2 separate regions of the Homo sapiens genome follow, and region 1 is linked to region 2. A link is a loop called in an ENCODE intact Hi-C map of the cell type or tissue named here. Cell type or tissue: HepG2. All regions are shown on one strand. Links, peaks and the distances in the headings refer to the core of each region. The heading gives the core; the rest is flanking DNA. Region 1 has its middle 40 kb from the start of SPTBN1. Region 2 overlaps ACYP2 (acylphosphatase 2).

What was found. Hi-C counts contacts between places; a loop is a spot of excess contacts. Peaks named below come from ENCODE experiments on the same cell type or tissue, not always from the same donor. Only the 100,000 strongest peaks of a DNase experiment are listed, where the experiment ranks them.
Region 1: it touches region 2 in a loop (4-fold over the local background); 1 of 110 quality-filtered maps calls a loop at or near these places.

The regions. Positions count from the first base shown.
Region 1 is chr2:54,412,319-54,420,999 of GRCh38, reverse strand. No RefSeq gene overlaps it. Among named protein-coding and RNA genes, the nearest start is that of SPTBN1, 40 kb to the left of the region's middle. In HepG2, for the core only: no CTCF peak of the experiment used is centred there; a DNase peak (open chromatin) is centred at 4,329; H3K4me3 peaks cover 436 bases.
Region 2 is chr2:54,172,872-54,181,552 of GRCh38, reverse strand. All of the region lies in intron 3 of ACYP2 (acylphosphatase 2), which reads right to left. Among named protein-coding and RNA genes, the nearest start is that of ACYP2, 62 kb to the right of the region's middle. In HepG2, for the core only: a CTCF peak has its summit at 4,776 (motif pointing left); a DNase peak (open chromatin) is centred at 4,752.

The DNA.
Region 1 (8,681 bases), core at 1,211-6,210, 240 kb before region 2:
CTGAGTGCCTGTGTGTTGGAGAAACAGCAATGACTAAGACAGATGAGTCCCAGTTCCCTCGAGGCTCATTTTCTATGCATTGGGGGGTAGAGCTGTGGGGGAAGGGCAGGGAGATTAACAATAAATAAGTAAACACCTAATCCACAGAATTCCATATTGTGATAAATATGAGGTTATGGAGAAATTTCCAGTTTATGTGCATAATTACCAGAATAACTGGTGGTGGCCGTGGGAAAGGAATGGGCCACTTCAGATGGGGGCCAGGGACAGCTAAGGAGGAAGTGATGTTTGAACTGAGATCTGAATGACCAAGGGGAGCTGTCCATGAAATGACTGGTGGAAGAGTGTTCCAGGCCCAGAGACTGTGCAAAGGCCCTAAGGTAGAACTTGGCCTTTGCAGGGATAAGAGTGTGGAGGGAGGGAACAAAATCACAAATTCTGTTTTGAACATATTAAGTTGATCTTTGACATTCAAGAGAAGATTTTACATATGCAACTGGATATATTAGTTCTGAGTTCAGGCAAGAGGTTGAGGCTGCAGATAAAATTTAGGAAACATCAGCATATGGATGACATTTAAACCAGATAGTAGGGAAAAAGACAGGGCCAAGAAATGTCTGAATCAGACACTCAGACATTGAGGAATCGTGGACGAGCAATCAGCAGAGGAGCAGCTGGAGACGCCGGAGGAAACCCGGGGAATTTAGAGATGAAAGTATTTAAAAAATGAGGGGCCAAGGCACAATGTGGGTGGAACTTTTTCAATACAAAAAACCTTTCATTTATGTTATGATTTTCATAAGCCTGCAGTGATTATAAGTGTAAAGGTGGCTCCTGTCACATGATTCGGGCACTGCTTACTTTAAACTAACCCCGGTTCCATCCTCCATGTGCGTGGTGGGCTCAGAGCTCTCCTGGCTGCTTCTGCCGTCTTCTACAACAGCTTGGGCCACTGGGCTCTGAGCATATGTCCCATCCAGAGCATAACAGTGAGTTCAGTCCCTGGACACAGGGCTCCCTCTTAATTACTCTTTCAATTCTGAAACCTTACTTTCCTCTCATGCCAAGAAAAGAGAATATCAAGTTTTTAGAGACCCTGGTCTGCTTAAATTCTAAGGTAGATGTAACTCAGTTTCCATCTACCTAATCAATGTATTAATGGATTTAATTGATTTTACATAGAATAGTTTTGATTTCCTATTAACCAGGTTAGTGAACTACCAGATTCCCTACCTCACCCGTTTTTTAGATCATTGCTGTTTTTAAAGAGGGCCCCCTTTTCCTCTAAGGGTTTGAAAAATGCATTTAGAGAAGCAGAACATTTGGAAATCAGCTTCAAATGATGTTTCTCACATTCCTCTTTGAATGATGGCTGTGAAGACAGCCTGGAAACTGTTCAAGCCTGCCAGAAGAGTACTGCCTTATATCCTTCCGGATTACATTCTTTATTGTTGTTATTGTATTTTTGGATATTGTTTGGTCAGAGGCATAAAATAGAACAAAGATATCGGACTAGAATTTGAAATAACTGAATTCTGCTTCTAGCTGTCGACAAGTCAAAAATCTCTTTGTGTTTCAGTCCCTCTACTAAATGGGGCAGGCCTACCCATATTAGCTGTCTAATGTTAAGTGTAATTTTCTTTTCTTTATTTTTTTTCTTTATTTCTTTAAAAAAAAAAAAGGGATACACGTGCAGAACGTGCAGGTTTGTTACATAGGTATACGTGTGCCATGGTGGTTTGCTGCACCTATGGACCTCTAAGTTCCCTCCCCTCACCCCCCACCCAACAGGCCCTGGTGTGTGTTATTCCCCTCCCTGTGTCCATATGTTCTCAATGTTCAACTCCCACTTATGAGTGAGAACATATAGTGTTTGGTTTCCTGTTCCTGTGTTAGTTTGCTGAGGATGATGGCTTCCAGCTTCATCCACGTCCCTGCAAAGGACATGATCTCATTCCTTCTTATGCGTGCATAGTATTCCATGGTGTATATGTACCACATTTTCTTCATCCAGTCTATCACTGATGGGCATTTAGGTTGGTTCCATGTTATTAAGTGTAATTTTCAAAAGGGTAAAATCATCTCTCTCAGGAAAATAGAATATGAATACCTGTCAAAGAATGTATTTATTGAGGTGAACGTTAAGATGTTAAAACTGATTCAAAAAGCATTTGAGATTATGTGTGTGTAAAATTTAATTTAAAAATATTATAAGATTGATGAGTTAAAACTGGTTGGTGTCCAACAGGACAGTAAACTAATCTTTGTGCTTATTGGCTCTATTGCACAGAAACTATTTGCATCTTTACCAGACAAAAATTTTTAAGTTAACCTCTGCACCTATGGAGTGTAAAGTCAGTAGAAAATTAAGCTCAATACTGCACTGAAAGAAGACCCAATAATCAGTAATATTTTCTGCCTATTTTCAAATGTCAGATAATTTTTCTGACATATATGTGTTTTTTATATATATATAAATAATAGTGGTTAACATTTCTTGAACACGACTATGTGCTGGGCAACACTTAACATGTTCTATCTCTTTGGATACTCATTACAACCCTATGGGGTAGGCATTTTTATTATCCCCATCTTACAGGAGAGAAGACTGAGGCTCTTCTTAACCAGCCTAAGGTCGCAGAGCTAAGCGGCAAGAGTGGTGATTAAACTGAGGTCTGACTCTAAAATCTTTGTTTCAGTTCCTAAGTTATTAATACTATTATTATTATTATTATTATTATTATTAGAGGTCAAAAGGAATCAAGAATGTGAAAGTGCTTTAAAGACTGCAAATATACTATAAGTTGCAAGGCGCTCTTGTTAAATCTAGATCACTACTAAAGAGTAAGGCAGTGAGAGTTACTGCTGCATCATTGTGGAGGGAGCAGTGTTCATTATGGAAAAGGTCGGCTGTCCTGGAAATGCCTATGAGACTATCTCGACTCTGTTCCCTTGAGCTGAATTGGTTTTACTTAACTCAGACTACTTTTCTCTCTTTTTTTTTTTGGAGGGTGGATTTCATTAAGAGAGTCTCTTGGCCTATTTTTGATTAAATGCATGGAGAGGTATCCACTATGAAACCCTTCCTCGCTTTTCTTTGTGTTTTCTTTTCTCAGCTTAGTAGAGTGAAAAGAACACAGGTCTCCGGGCTAGACAGGCCTGAGGCTGAATTTCAGCATCATGATTGACTAATGTTAATACTTGGAGCAAATCACTTAGCCCAGCTTATCTTAAAACCTGCCCAACTGCACCAAAATCACTTGAGGGAGAACATAATGTTCATTCAGAAGCAGGGAAGGGGAATCATTTCCTTGTTGGTAAAAGAACAATATTATTATCTACCTTCAAAGTATTTTGAGAATTGACATCTAGTAGGACATCAGAAATGTTAGTTCTAGCCTGGGCAACATAACAAGATCTCTATCAAAAATTTAAAGAAATAAAAAATTAGCCAGGCATGGTGGCACATACCTGTTGTCCCAGCTACTCTGGAGGATGAGGCAGGAGGATTGCTCGGGCCTGGGAGGCTGTGAGCTGTGATCATGCCACTGCAGTTCAGCCTGGGTGACAGAGAAAGACCCTGTCTCAAAAGAAAAAAAAAAGAAGAAAAAAGAGAAATGTTAGTTCTGTTCTTCCCATCTTCTTTCTTTGTTATTTATTTATTTATTTATAATTTTTTCTCCAGTCTGTAGAACCTGTGAACTTCCCATCTTCTTTCTAAAGAAGTCTTACTAATTTGCCATTCGTCTCTCCTCCTGGCCCCTCCTACTTCTGTTTCCTTTCCTCTATTCCCCTCCTTTCCCATCTCCTTCCCATCTTTTTTTCTCCTCTTATCCCCTCCATTTCCCTCCCCTCCCTCCTTGGATCCCCACTTCTCTTCCTGTGCCCCCAACTCTTCTCCCCTTCCTTCCCTTCTGTGCTTTCTCATCTCCTCTTGTCCCTTTCCCTTTCCCTCCCTTTTCTTTCTCTTCCCTCAAGGATCCTGAGACCAGAATCTCCTAAATAGTGAGACCTTATTTTCACCTTACTAATGTAGAGAAACTATGGACTGAAATCTGGAAGGACCTGCTGTGACCTCTTTCTATTCCAACTCTCACTTCATCCATGAGAGGACTGAGAACCAAGGAGGTTAAACCCAAACCCAGATACCCTGACTTCTGGTCAGTGCTCCTCCTAATACATCACCAAGTCCCCTCTGTGTCTATTCTATCAACGCGACGTGATGGCTCCTCCCCATCTTCACTTAGCAGTTTATCAGGAGGCTGGGAAATACAGAGAGATGAATCATTGCTGTAGTTTGTTCCTGAAGAGTGAGGTAAGGTCTTGTAACTTCTGAGGCTACCAGAGAGAATGCACCACGGCACATAAAACAAAAAGGTCAAATGTCACCATCAAATGTGCAGTGTCCTCCCTAGCTGGTCAGGAAAAGGAGGCCTATACAAATGGCAAGGAAAATAATCTGTGGTCATTTCCACAGAGAACCACAGCTTTTACACTTCCGCTTAATGTCCCTGGAAAAAGAACAAAACAGCGTCCTGCAGGAGATAAGTCTGGTGAGGAAAACAGATAATAAGCTTGGTGAAAGCAGCCAGAGACCCAGCCACCACACAATGCCTCCTCCAAGTTCCTTAGTGGAAAAATTAAAGGCAGCACCAGACTTCCTTTGCGTGCATTAGCAGAGGAAGAGGTGCTTCCTGGTCCTGCCCCACTCTCTCCTCACACCGGTTCCACCGGTCCTGTGGTCTTGGCTCTAAATGTCAGGGAGGGAAGCTGGAAGTGGGTGCTAAGGTGGTACTCACCTCAGGAAGGGAGGGACTAAATTAGAAGGGTTGGGTCTCACAGAGTGAGCTACGTGTTCTGTAAGGCAGATTCCTTAGTTTTGCATGACAGTGTTGAATTCCCATTTGTATGTCTGAACTTTTAATAGAGTGGTGTTTACTGGCCTTCCGTCTGTTGCACTCTGGGGAGGGCTAGTGTCCCTATGCGGGGCCAGGGCATTAGAGAGGGCATGGCCCCTGCTTACTCAGGCTCAGGAGGACAGCAGGGATTAGGGCAGAGAAGGGGAAGAAGAGGCAGTTCTCTAGAGACAAGAGGTAGGTTGGTAGTTGTCAAGGGCTGGAAGGAATGGGGAATGACTGGTAATGGATTTCTTTTTGGGTTGATGAAAATATTCTGGAATTAGATGGAGGTGATAGTTTCACAACTTCATGAATATATTAAAACCACTGACTTGTGTGCTTTCAATGTGTGAATTTTATGGTGTGTTAATTACATTTAAATAAAAGAAATGTGATGATAACAAAGAAGGAATGGTGAATTTTGGAGCAATGCTAAGTGCTGTCAGGACCAGCTGCTCTCCCCCAGGTATCCTGCCTGCATTTCATAAACATTTTTAAGTGTCATATATTTTCATAATTTTCATTCTTGTAGTGGAATTATGGTCCACTGTGTACCACAATTCACAAAGAGATATCTCCAAGTTGGTCATTTAGGAATGTTTCTTTTTTTGCTGTTATAGGTGTCAAACAAGGGCAATAGAGCTCTGTTTTCACTCTGCCGCAAATCTTGGTTTTTCACAAACCTTCTCTGGAATTTATATTCCCACACTACTGTGAATATATAGTTAAATTGTTTGCTATTTTAATTCTTGGTGCCTTTTTCCCCATAGTTTTACATGGTCTCCTTCATAATCTTTTCTCAACTCTGCCAGCTCTCTGCTTACCTACCTCACCCACCTCATCATGAAAATCAAGCTCTTCTGACCTCATCTATGTTTCCACTGCTGGACTTACAGCACTGTTTTGTAATGTATTTACCCACCTGGCTCCTTTGCCAGACTGTGAGCCCCCTGAGGTCACACACAGTGTCTTATTAATTTCTGACTCCCTGTTGCCTTTGCTTGGCAGAAGGAAGGTGTAAAATATATGTTAATTGGATTTAATTGAATTGCTGAGGCTCTGAAGAACAGTGTGGAGTCTGTCCCTTTGCTTCGGTTGAATTACTATCCTTAGTGCCAATTACAAGAACTGGAATTGCTGGGCCAAAGGGCATGGATGTTTCTCCATGCTTGCCATATTGCTTTCTCAAAAGTGGTACTAATTTGTAGTGCCACCTGAAATGGATGAGTGCGCCAATAGCGCTGTCACCTTGCCAACCCATCATTTTTCAAAATGCTAGTTTAGTAGGTATCAAATGATATTTCAAGGTTGCTTTAATTTGCATTTCTTTGATTACTCCTAGGGCTGAACATTTTCTCAGGTGTTTATTTACTGTTTCTGTTTCTCCTTGGGGGAATTGCTTGTTCATAGTCTTTGCCCATTTATCAAAATGATGAAATACAGCTAATACATTTGAATAAGCTCCTTGTATATTTTATTTATGATCCTATAGTCTATCGTATTTGATATATATTTTTCATATTTTATATTTTGTTTTCTTCTGTTTTTGCTTTTTTACATTGTACAGAAGTTTAAAATGTATACATGTGTGTACCTATCTCTTTCTTTACAATTCCTTATAAAATTTCAAGAAAAAGTTCTTCCTCACAGATGTGCTAAATATTTTATTCAATGTTCTGTTCTTTTTTTCAACATAAAAAGTTAACTTAATCCACCTAGAGTATATTAAGTACTTAGTTACTTTTAAAATTGCTATCACAAATTCCAAAACCTCTTATCAAATAAAACTTGTATCAGTTATATTATTTGATAGCAAGTAACAAAATCCAACTAACAGTGGCTTAAACAAAAAGGGGCTTTTTCTTCTCACTTTATAGGAAGTCGCAGTTGGTAGGGTTGGCAGCATTTTGGTGTCTCTGTGATGTGGGTCCTGGAGACTGGAATGCTCTGGGCCCTTCTCTCATGCTACCTCCTCATGATTCCAAGATGGCTGCTGAGCCTCTATATTCAAAGCAGGAAGGAAGGGCAGTAAGAGCCACGTCAGTTCTTTTAATCAGGAAAACAAACATTTTCTTCCAAACCTACCAGCAGACTTTCTCTTATGTCTTTATTTTTATTTATTTATTTATTTTTTGAGACAGAGTCTTACTCTGTCGCCCAGGCTAGAGTGCAGTGGCGAGATCTCAGCTCACCATAACCTCCGACTCCCAGGTTGAACTAATTCTCCTGCCTCAGTCTCCCGATTAGTTGGGATTACAGGCACGTACCACCACACCCAGATAATTTTTTTTTTGTATTTTTAGTGGAGACGGGGTTTCACCATGTTGGCCGGGCTGGTCTCGAACTCCTGACCTCAGGTGATCCACCTGTCTTGGCCTCCCAAAGTGCTGGGATTACAGGCATGAGCCACCGTGCCCAGGCCTCTTATGTCTTATTAGTCAGAACTGTGTCATAAGGTCACACCTAGCGCAATGGTGGCTGGGAAAGTATTTCATATTTCTCTTTCTATAGAAAAAACAGCAGGAGAGAAGGCGTTTGGGAAAGGCCATTTAGTCAGACAACTAGGCGTGTCTGTACACACTTTCCTTCCCTCCTGCTGTTTTCAAAAGCTATTTTTGATAGATATATTTTAAGTGTGTACATATATTTAATTATTTATAGTTAAACTTTATTTCACAAAAATGCTACTGTAAATTATTAGGCCTTTTTAGTCTCTTCATTTGGTTCCATTAATCTATGATCTAGTTAGTGCATTATTTTAATTCTTATTTTATTATATAGCAAGTTTTAATGGCTGATATTGGTAGAAACTTTTCTGTGTCTTTTTTATACTCCCTGTTGATGGTATTCTTATTATTTTCATACATACATTTTAGGATAATTTTGTGAAATTAAAAATACTTATTAGGTTTTAGGCTGGGCACAGTGGCTCACGCCTGTAATCCCAGCACTTTGGGAGGCCAAGGCTGGCAGATCACTTGAGGTCAGGAGTTCAAGACCAGCTTGGCCAACATGGCAAAACCCCATCTCTACTAAAAATACAAAAATTAGCTGGGCCTGGTGGCACATGCCTGTAATCCCAGCTACTGGCTGAGGCAGGAGAATTGCTTGAACCCAGGAGGTGGAGGTTGCAGTGAGCCTAGATCATGCCATTGCACTCCAGCTTGGGAGATAAGAGCAAAACTCCATTAAAAAAAAATACTTACTAGGCTTTAGATCAGAATAGTATTAAATCTATAAATTCAATTTAATTCAAATTTAATTCTATTGGTCATATAGACATTTTAGTGTTATTAAGTCTTTTTATCTTGGAATTGGCTCTATTTCTCCACTTACTTGAATCATCTTTTAAATGTTCTAACAAAGTTTTGAAGGTTTTCTTTTTAAAAGTCACATCACATAGTTCCTAGCCATTTTAAGTTTGGAAATCTGGCCAGGCATGGTGGCTCACACCCGGAATCCCAGCACTTTGAGAGGTCTAGGTGGGCGGATCGCCCGAGGTGAGGAGTTCGAGACTAGTCTGGCCAACATGGTGAAACCTGTTTCTACTAAAAATACAAAAATTAACTGGGCACGTGGCATGTGCCTGTAATCCCAGCTACTCGGGAGGCTGAGGCAGGAGAATCACTCAAACCTGGGAGGCAGAGGTTGCAGTGAGCCGAGATCACACAACTGCACTCCAGCCTGGAGTGACAGAGTGAGACTCCATCTCAAATAATAATAATAATTAAAAATTAAGTTTGGAAATTTGTGATATGGTGTGTGTGACTATAAATCAGATAT
Region 2 (8,681 bases), core at 1,748-6,747:
ATGTGGGGCCTGGCAGAAAGTCATGCTTACAATGCCAGGAGTTTTCTCTGGTTTAATTCTGCTACTACTATAAGTAGTAGGGATTATTATCATTATGTTCTTGTTATATTTTCAGCCTGTCATGGTGTTCAGCAAGGTTAAGAAACTTATACAAGGTGATAAAGCTGGACTTCAGTTCTAGTTTTCTCTCACTCCATTCAAACACACTACCTTCCATAACACATAAAATGAGGTTTGTATTATCCCTGACCATCCAGTCTAAAGTGTCCTGCCCCACTTACTGTCTTTCATCATCCTGTTTATTTCCTTCTAGGACTTGTCACAATTCACAATAATCTTGTTTATTTGTTAGTTATCCGACTCCCTTGAGAAATGTTAATGGTATGAGAGTGGGTAATTTTTCTAGATGTTCACAGCCATATCCTAGTGTTTTGAACATAGTAGTTTCTTGATAAATATGTTTTGAATACAATGAATGAACACACTGAAGTGCTTTTTGTAATACTAAAACAAGGTTAACCTAAGTAAAGAGATCTGCTATGGTCTGAATGTTTATGTCCCTCTAAAATTCCTATCTTGAAATCCAATGCCCAATGTGAGAGTATCTGGAGGTGGGTCCTTTAAAAGGTGATTAGGTTGTGAGGGCTGAGCCTTCATGAATGGGATGAATGTCTGTGATATTAACAAATATATATTTGGGCTGGGCGCAGTGGTTCACGCCTGAAATCTCAGAATTTTCGGAGGCTGAGGCAGGCGACTGCTTGAGCTCAGGAGTTCGAGACAGACCTGGGCAACATGGCAAAATCCCATCTCTACAAAAAAATACAAAAATTAGCCTGGCATGGTGGTGTGTGCCTGTGGTCCCAGCTACTCAGGAGGCTGAGGTGGGAGGATTGTTTGAGCCCAGGAGGTTGAAACTGCAGTGAGCCATGATCATGCCACCACACTTTAGCCTGGGCGACACAGCAAGACTCTGTCTCAAAAAGAAAGAAAACCAACAAATATATATTTGGTCTTTGATCACAGATTTCTGGCATAGAACTCCTAAAATCCTCAGAATCTCCGAAGTGATGTCTTTTCATATGCTAATGATTGACTGATGCCTGGCAACCCCCAGGTGGTAGCTTCAGGATGGAGGCTGGTCACTGGAAAGACCAAGGCATGATAACAGGTTTAAGATATTCAGCCCCACCCGCTAACCTCCAGGGAAAGGAGGGGGGCTAAAGGTTAAGCTGATCTCCAATGGCCAATGATTAATCAATCATGGCTACTGAATGAAGCCTCCATTAAAAAAAATTAAAAATAAAAATAGAAATAAATAAACAGGGTTTGGAGAACTTCCAGATAGCTAAGCACCTGGAGACTTCTGGAGGGTGGTACGCCCAGGACAGCATGGAAGCTGCATGCACTATGCATCTCTAAATCTGCATCCTTGGTAATATCCTTTATAATAAACTGGTAAATGTAAGTTTCCAAGTTCTATGAGCTACCCTAGAAAATTAATTGAATTCAAGGAGGGGTCATGGGAACCCCCACTTGAAGCCAGTCAGTTGGTCAGAAGTTCCAGAGGCCGAGACTTGCTACTGATTTCTAGGGCTTAAGAGGGAACCTTGGGGACTGAGCCCCCAATCTGTGGGATCTTGTCAGAGGCATTTCAACTAGAAAAATTCCATCTTGAATAGGAGCTGGGTAAAATAAGCCTCAAAACTACTGGGCTGCATTCCCCGACAGTTAAGACATTCTAAGTCACAGGATGAGACAGGAGGTCAGCACAAGATACAGGTCATAAAGACCTTGCTGATAAAACAGGCTGCAGTCAAGAAGCCAGCCAAAACCCACCAAAACCAAGATGGTGATGAGAGTGACCTCTGGTCATCCTCATTGCTGCACTCCCACCAGCACCATGACAGTTTACAAATGCCATGGCAACATCAGGAAGTTACCCTATATGGTCTAAAAAAGGGAGGCATGAATAATCCACCCCTTGTTTAGCATATAATCAAGAAATAACCATAAAAAGTGGGCAACCAGCAGCCCTTGGGGCTGCTCTATCTCTGAAGTAGCCATTCTTTCATTCCTTTACTTTCCTAATAAGCTTGCTTTCACTTTACTCCGCCGACTTGCCCTGAATTATTTCCAAGAACCCTCTCTTAGGGTCTGGATCAGGACCCCTTTCCGGTAACGATCTGATGCTATCTCCAAGTAGATAGTGTCAGAACTGAATTGGAGGATATCCAGTTGGTATCTGCTACAAAACTAATTGCTTGCTTGGTGGTGGGGAGATGCTCCTCCCCCACCCACCCACCCACCCCTCACACCACCTACATTTGGTCACAGGTCTGCACTGATTGTGGTTGAGTGAGATAAATTTAGAAAGCACTTTGAGTTTTTTCTCAAAAAACTTCATTTAATAAGCGCATTAAGGCATTCCCTTAATGTGCTTATTAAATAGACCCTAGAGAGCTCCCTCACCCTTTGCACCATGTGAGGACACAGCAAGAAGACAGCTGTCTATGAACCAAGAAGGAAGCCCCAACCAGACACTGAATCTGCTGGCACCTTGATCTTGGATATCCCAGCCTCCAGATCCATGAGAAGTAAATTTTTGTTGTTTACAAGTCACCCAGTCTATGGTATTTTGTTATAGTAGCGTGAATGGACTAAGACAAGATCTCACAAAGGGTCACTGAATAATGAACAGAACTCGCAGCTCAGAACTGAAAAGTTCATGGTTACTTTGTTCCAATCTTACTCTCTTTCCTTAAAACCCTACTCTTAGTGTTTTCAATTATGGTGCTATTTTTACTCAAGTTACATGGTGATCAAACTGTATTCTCTTACAAATCCTTCCCACTAAATGCTTTGTATTTTTCCTAGAATTACAAGTACACAAGGGATATAAAAGGGCCACCAAGCCTATTATCCAATATCCACACAAAGTCTGGCCCAGAAAACATAAAAGATGTTAAATTCAAGTAAAAGTACTGTTTACACCAGTTTGTTTAGCTGTTTTAATGAAGAGCCCTGAACTGGGGATCTTAATGTGGTGGGATTGGGGCATAGCCTTGCTTTCTTCTGTGGCAGCTACAGAGTATAGCCAGCCCAATCATCTTGAAAATACGTTTCTTTAGTCACTATAAACACTGCACAAAAGAAATCAGGTGGATCAGAACAAATCTCTTAGCACTACTGGATAAACAACTCAAGGTTCACGGTCCAGCCATAATATAACAGTCCTTTAAAAATGTGTTTATTGGAAGTTTTCAATGGCATAATAAATGCTTTGATGTATTGTGATAAAAATCAATATAAAAAGTGTATATATAACAATAGGGAATTAAAGAAATCCTTTTAAGTCTACATGATGAAATTATACATGGCCAATAAAAATCATGTTTTAGAAGAATCATTAAGAAGTAGAAGGCTCAAGACCAGCCTGGCCAACATGATGAAACCATGTCTCTAGCAAAAATATAAAAAATTAGCCGGATGTGATGGCAAGCACCTTTAATCCCAGCTACTCTGGAGGCTAAGGCAGGAGAATTGCTTGAATCTGGGAGGTAGAGTTTGCAGTGAGCCGAGATGGCGCCACTGCACTCTAGCCTGGGTAACAGGGCGAGACTCCATCTCAAAAAAAAAAAAAAAAATAAAGAAAGAAAGAAAAGAAACAGGAGGCCGGACACGGTGGCTCACACCTGTAATCCCAGCACTCTGGGAGGCCGAGTGGGGGCGAATCATCTGAGGTCAGGAGTTCGAGACCAGCCTGGCCAACATGGTAAAACCCTGTCTCTACTAAAAATACAAAAAATTATCTGGGCATGGTGGTGCGTGCCTGTAGTCCCAGCTACTTGGGAGGCTGAGACACAAACATCACTTGAACCTGGGAGGCACAGGTTGCAGTGAGCCGAGATCGTGCCACTACACTCCAGCCTGGGTGACAGAGTGAGACTCCGTTTCCAGAAAAAAAAAAAAAAAATAGTAGGTATCAGTCCTGGTCCTGCCAGGAAATAGATGGCATACTCAAACGGAGTGATTGAGAAGACTGACTAATTGCAAGGTGTGGGCAAGGATAAGAAACCAGGGAGCTGATGAAGCACCCCAGGGCTGGCAGCACTAGGGAGCTATTTCCATTCCTAGGCATGAAAGGGCCAGAGGAAGTAACTACCAGCAAAACACTAACACCTGTAGCTCTAGGAGAAGACCTCACACCATGAGCTGTGGATTTAGTAGAAGAATGATGCCTCTTCCAACACACAGCCTGGTGACGAGGGATATCCCAGTCTCTGTCCTCCCACCATCTGATCTCCTATCAGTGCCTTCCACTGGCAGCATTCAACTGGAAGGTAGAGGGCAAAGGAGCTCATTAATGTATCCCATCGTGGTCAGCCTCCCAGAACAGAGGTGGATGGAGGGCAGGAGAATGTGTCTGGAAAGGCAAATGGAGACTACCCAGCAAAATATTTAGTGAAAAACAAAGTATTATAATCCCAAATCTCTAAATCTGTATATGTCATAGGTCAGGTTCCCTAGCACAAAGATTCTGAGATTTGCATGCGGGTTTGTTGTGAAGTGCCCTTGGGAAGAGTGCCTGTGAAAGGAGAGGGAAGCTGGATTGACAGAGGGAGAGGTGAACTGTAATGCAGTTGCAACAGAGACCTTGGCCACTTCTACATCGAGCTCTAGAGCTAGGATGGCCCTTCAGAGTTGTCCAAACTGAATAAAGCAAGAAGACTAGACTTTGGTACCCTCTCAACAACAGATTCTTGGATGCAGGCTGCCCCCCTGAGGCCAAGGTCAATTCCTGGATAGAACCATTAGCAGCTAACACTCCAGGCACTGAGCAACTAAGCATGTCATCGTGAAGGTAGAGGTGGGGATGAGGCTGAGGGAAGCATGCTACAACATCCACTAAGATGTCAGTTAACACATGACTGACTCTGGGTGATAGAATTACACATAAGATTTTTCCTGCCTTAACAAAACTAATTTTCTGTTGTTCCAAGTGTTCTAAAACAAGTATTATATTAGAATACAGAGCAATTCAGGTGTTACAACAGACTTAAATAGTGTATTCCTCTGTCCTACAAAAGTTCAGACAGCAGTCCACAGCTGGTATGACAGCTCAACAACCATCAGAGACACTTGGTCGTTCTATTTGGTTGCTCTGCCACCTTCAATGTATGGCTTCCATCTCACAGTTCAAGATGGCTGCTCCAATTCCTGTCTTCACATTCTGGCAAGAAAGGGGAAAGAAAATAGTGGAGGGCACACCCTTTCCCTTTAAGGGCATAACCGAGACAATGCATGCATTATTTTCATTCACATCTCATTGGTGGCCATACAAGCTTCAAACAGGCTAAGAAATACGGTCCTTATGCTAGGGGGATGTCTTAGTCAGTTTGGGCTACTAAACAAAATACCTTAGACTGGGTACTTTATATAAACAACAGAAACATATTGCTCACAATTCTGGGTGCCAGGAATTCCAAGATTGAGGCACCAATAGATTCAGTGCCTGATAAGGGCCTGTTCCTCATGGATGGTGCCTTCAATGTATCCTCACATGGTAAAGGGGGTGTGAGAGCTCTCCAAGGCCTATTATAAGGGTGCTAACCCCATTTGTGAGAGCTCTGCCCTTATGATCTGATCATCTACCAAAAGGCCCCACTCCCTAATACCATCACACTGGGGAACGGATTTCAACATATGATTTTGGAGGGATACAAACATTCAGACCATAGTAGGGACCATGTGTACAGCGCAAGTTCAGGGTTTCTATTACTAAAGAAAAAAGGGGACAGATGCATGCTGGGAAATAACTGGCAGTTTCTACCACAGTATGTATTAGTTTGATAATCAGTAAATTTACAGTAAAAAAGCAAAAACAGGCCAGGCACGGTGGCTCATGCCTGTAATCCCAGCACTTTGGGAGATCACAATTAAAAGAACTAGAGAAGCAAGAGCTAACAAATTCAAAAACTAGGAGAAGGCAAGAAATAACTAAGATCAGAGCAGAACTGAAGGAGATAGAGATACAAAAAATGCTTCAAAAAAATCAATGAATCCAGGAGCTTGTTTTTTGAAAAGATCAACAAAATTGATAGACCGCTAGCAAGACTAATAAAGAAGGAAAGAGAGAAGAATCAAATAGACGCAATAACAAATGATAAAGGGGATATCACCACCGATCCCACAGAAATACAAACTACCATCAGAGAATACTAAAAACACCTCTATGCAAATAAACTAGAAAATATAGAAGAAATGGATAAATTCCTCGACACATACACCCTCCCAAGACTAAACCAGGAAGATGTTGAATCTCTGAAAAGACCAGTAACAGGCTCTGAAATTGAAGCAATAATTCATAGCCTACCAACCAAAAAAAACTCCAGGACCAGACGGATTCACAGCCAAATTCTACCAGAGGTACAAAGAAGAGCTGGTACCATTCCTTCTGAAACTATTCTAATCAATAGAAAAAGAGGGAATCCTCCCTAACTCATTTCATGAGGCCAGCATCATCCTGATACCAAAGCCTGGCAGAGACACAACAAAAAAAGAGAATTTTAGACCAATATCCTTGATGAACACCGATGTGAAAATCCTCAATAAAATACTGGCAAAGAGAATCCAGCAGCACATCAAAAATCTTATCCACCACGATCAAGTAGGCTTCATCCCTGGGATGCAAGGCTGGCTGGTTCAACATACACAAATCAATAAATGTAATCCATCACATAAACAGAACCAAAGACAAAAACCACATGATTATCTCAATAGATGCAGAAAAGGCCTTTGACAAAATTCAACAGCCCTTCATGCTAAAAACTCTCAATAAACTAGGTATTGATGGAAAATATCTCAAAATAATAAGAGCTATTTGTAACAAACCCACAGCCAATATCATACTGAATGGGCAAAAACTGGAAGCATTCCCTTTGAAAACCAGCACAAGACAAGGATGCCCTCTCTCACCACTCCTATTCAACATAGGGTCGGAAGTTCTGGCCAGGGCAATCAGGCAAGAAAAAGAAATAAAGGGTATCCAATTAGGAAAAGAGGAAGTCAAATTGTCCCTATTTGCAGATGACATGATTATATATTTAGAAAACCCCATCGTCTCAGCCCAAAATCTCCTTAAGCTGATAAGCAACTTCAGCAAAGTCTCAGGATACAAAATCAATGTGCAAAAATCACAAGCATTCCTCTACACCAATAACAAACAGTCAAATCATGAGTGAACTCCCATTCACAATTGCTTCAAAGAGAATAAAATACCTAGGAATCCAACTTACAAGGGATGTGAAGGACCTCTTCAAGGAGAACTACAAATCACTGCTCAACAAAATAAAAGAGGACACAAACAAATGGAAGAACATTCCATGCTCATGGATAGGAAGAATCAATATTGTGAAAATAGCCATACTGCCCAAGGTAATTTATAGATTCAATGCCATCTCCATCAAGCTACCAATGACTTTCTTCACAGCATTGGAAAAAACTACTTTAAAGTTCATATGGAACCAAAAAAGAGTCCGCATTGCCAAGACAATCCTAAGCCAAAAGAACAAAGCTGGAGGCATCACACTACCTGACTTCAAACTACACTACAAGGCTGCAGTAACCAAAACAGCATGGTACTGGTACCAAAACAGAGATATATACCAATGGAACAGAACAGAGGCCTCAGAAATAACACCTACAACCATCTGATCTTTGACAAACCTGACAGAAACAAGCAATGGGGAAAGGATTCTCTATTTAATAAATGGTGCTGGAAAAACTGGCTAGCCATATGTAGAAAGCTGAAACTGGATCCCTTCCTTACACCTTATACAAAAATTAATTCAAGATGGACTAAAGACTTAAATGTTAGACCTAAAACCATAAAACCCTAGAAAAAAACCTAGACAATACCATTCAGGACATAGGCATGGGCAAGGACTTCATGACTAAAACACCAAAAGCAATGGCAACAAAAGCCGAAATAGACAAATGGGATCTAATTAAACTAAAGAGCTGCACATCAAAAGAAACTACCATCAGAGTGAAAAGGCAACCTACAGAACGGGAGAAAATTTTTGCAATCTACCCATCTGACAAAGGGCTAATATCCAGAATCTACAAAGAACTCAAACAAATTTACAAGAAAAAAACAACCCCATCAAAAAGTGGGCAAAGGATATAAACAGACACTTCTCAAAAGAAGACATTTATGCAGCCAACAGACACATGAAAAAATGCTCATCATCACTGGTCATCAGAGAAATGCAAATCAAAACCACAATGAGATACCATCTCACACCAGTTAGAATGGCGATCATTAAGAAGTCAGGAAACAACAGATGCTGGAGAGGATGTGGAGAAATAGGAATGCTTTTACACGTTGGTGGGAGTGTAAATTAGTTCAACCATTGTGGAAGACAGTGTGGCAATTCCTCAAGGACCTGGAAGTAGAAATACCATTTGACATAACGATCCCATTACTGGGTATATAACCAAAGGATTATAAAACATGCTGCTATAAAGACACATGCACACATATGTTTATTGCGGCACTATTCACAATAGCAAAGACTTAGAACCAACCCAAATGTCCATCAATGATAGAGTGGATTAAGAAAATGTGGCACATATACACCATGGAATACTATGCAGCCATAAGAAAGGATGAGTTC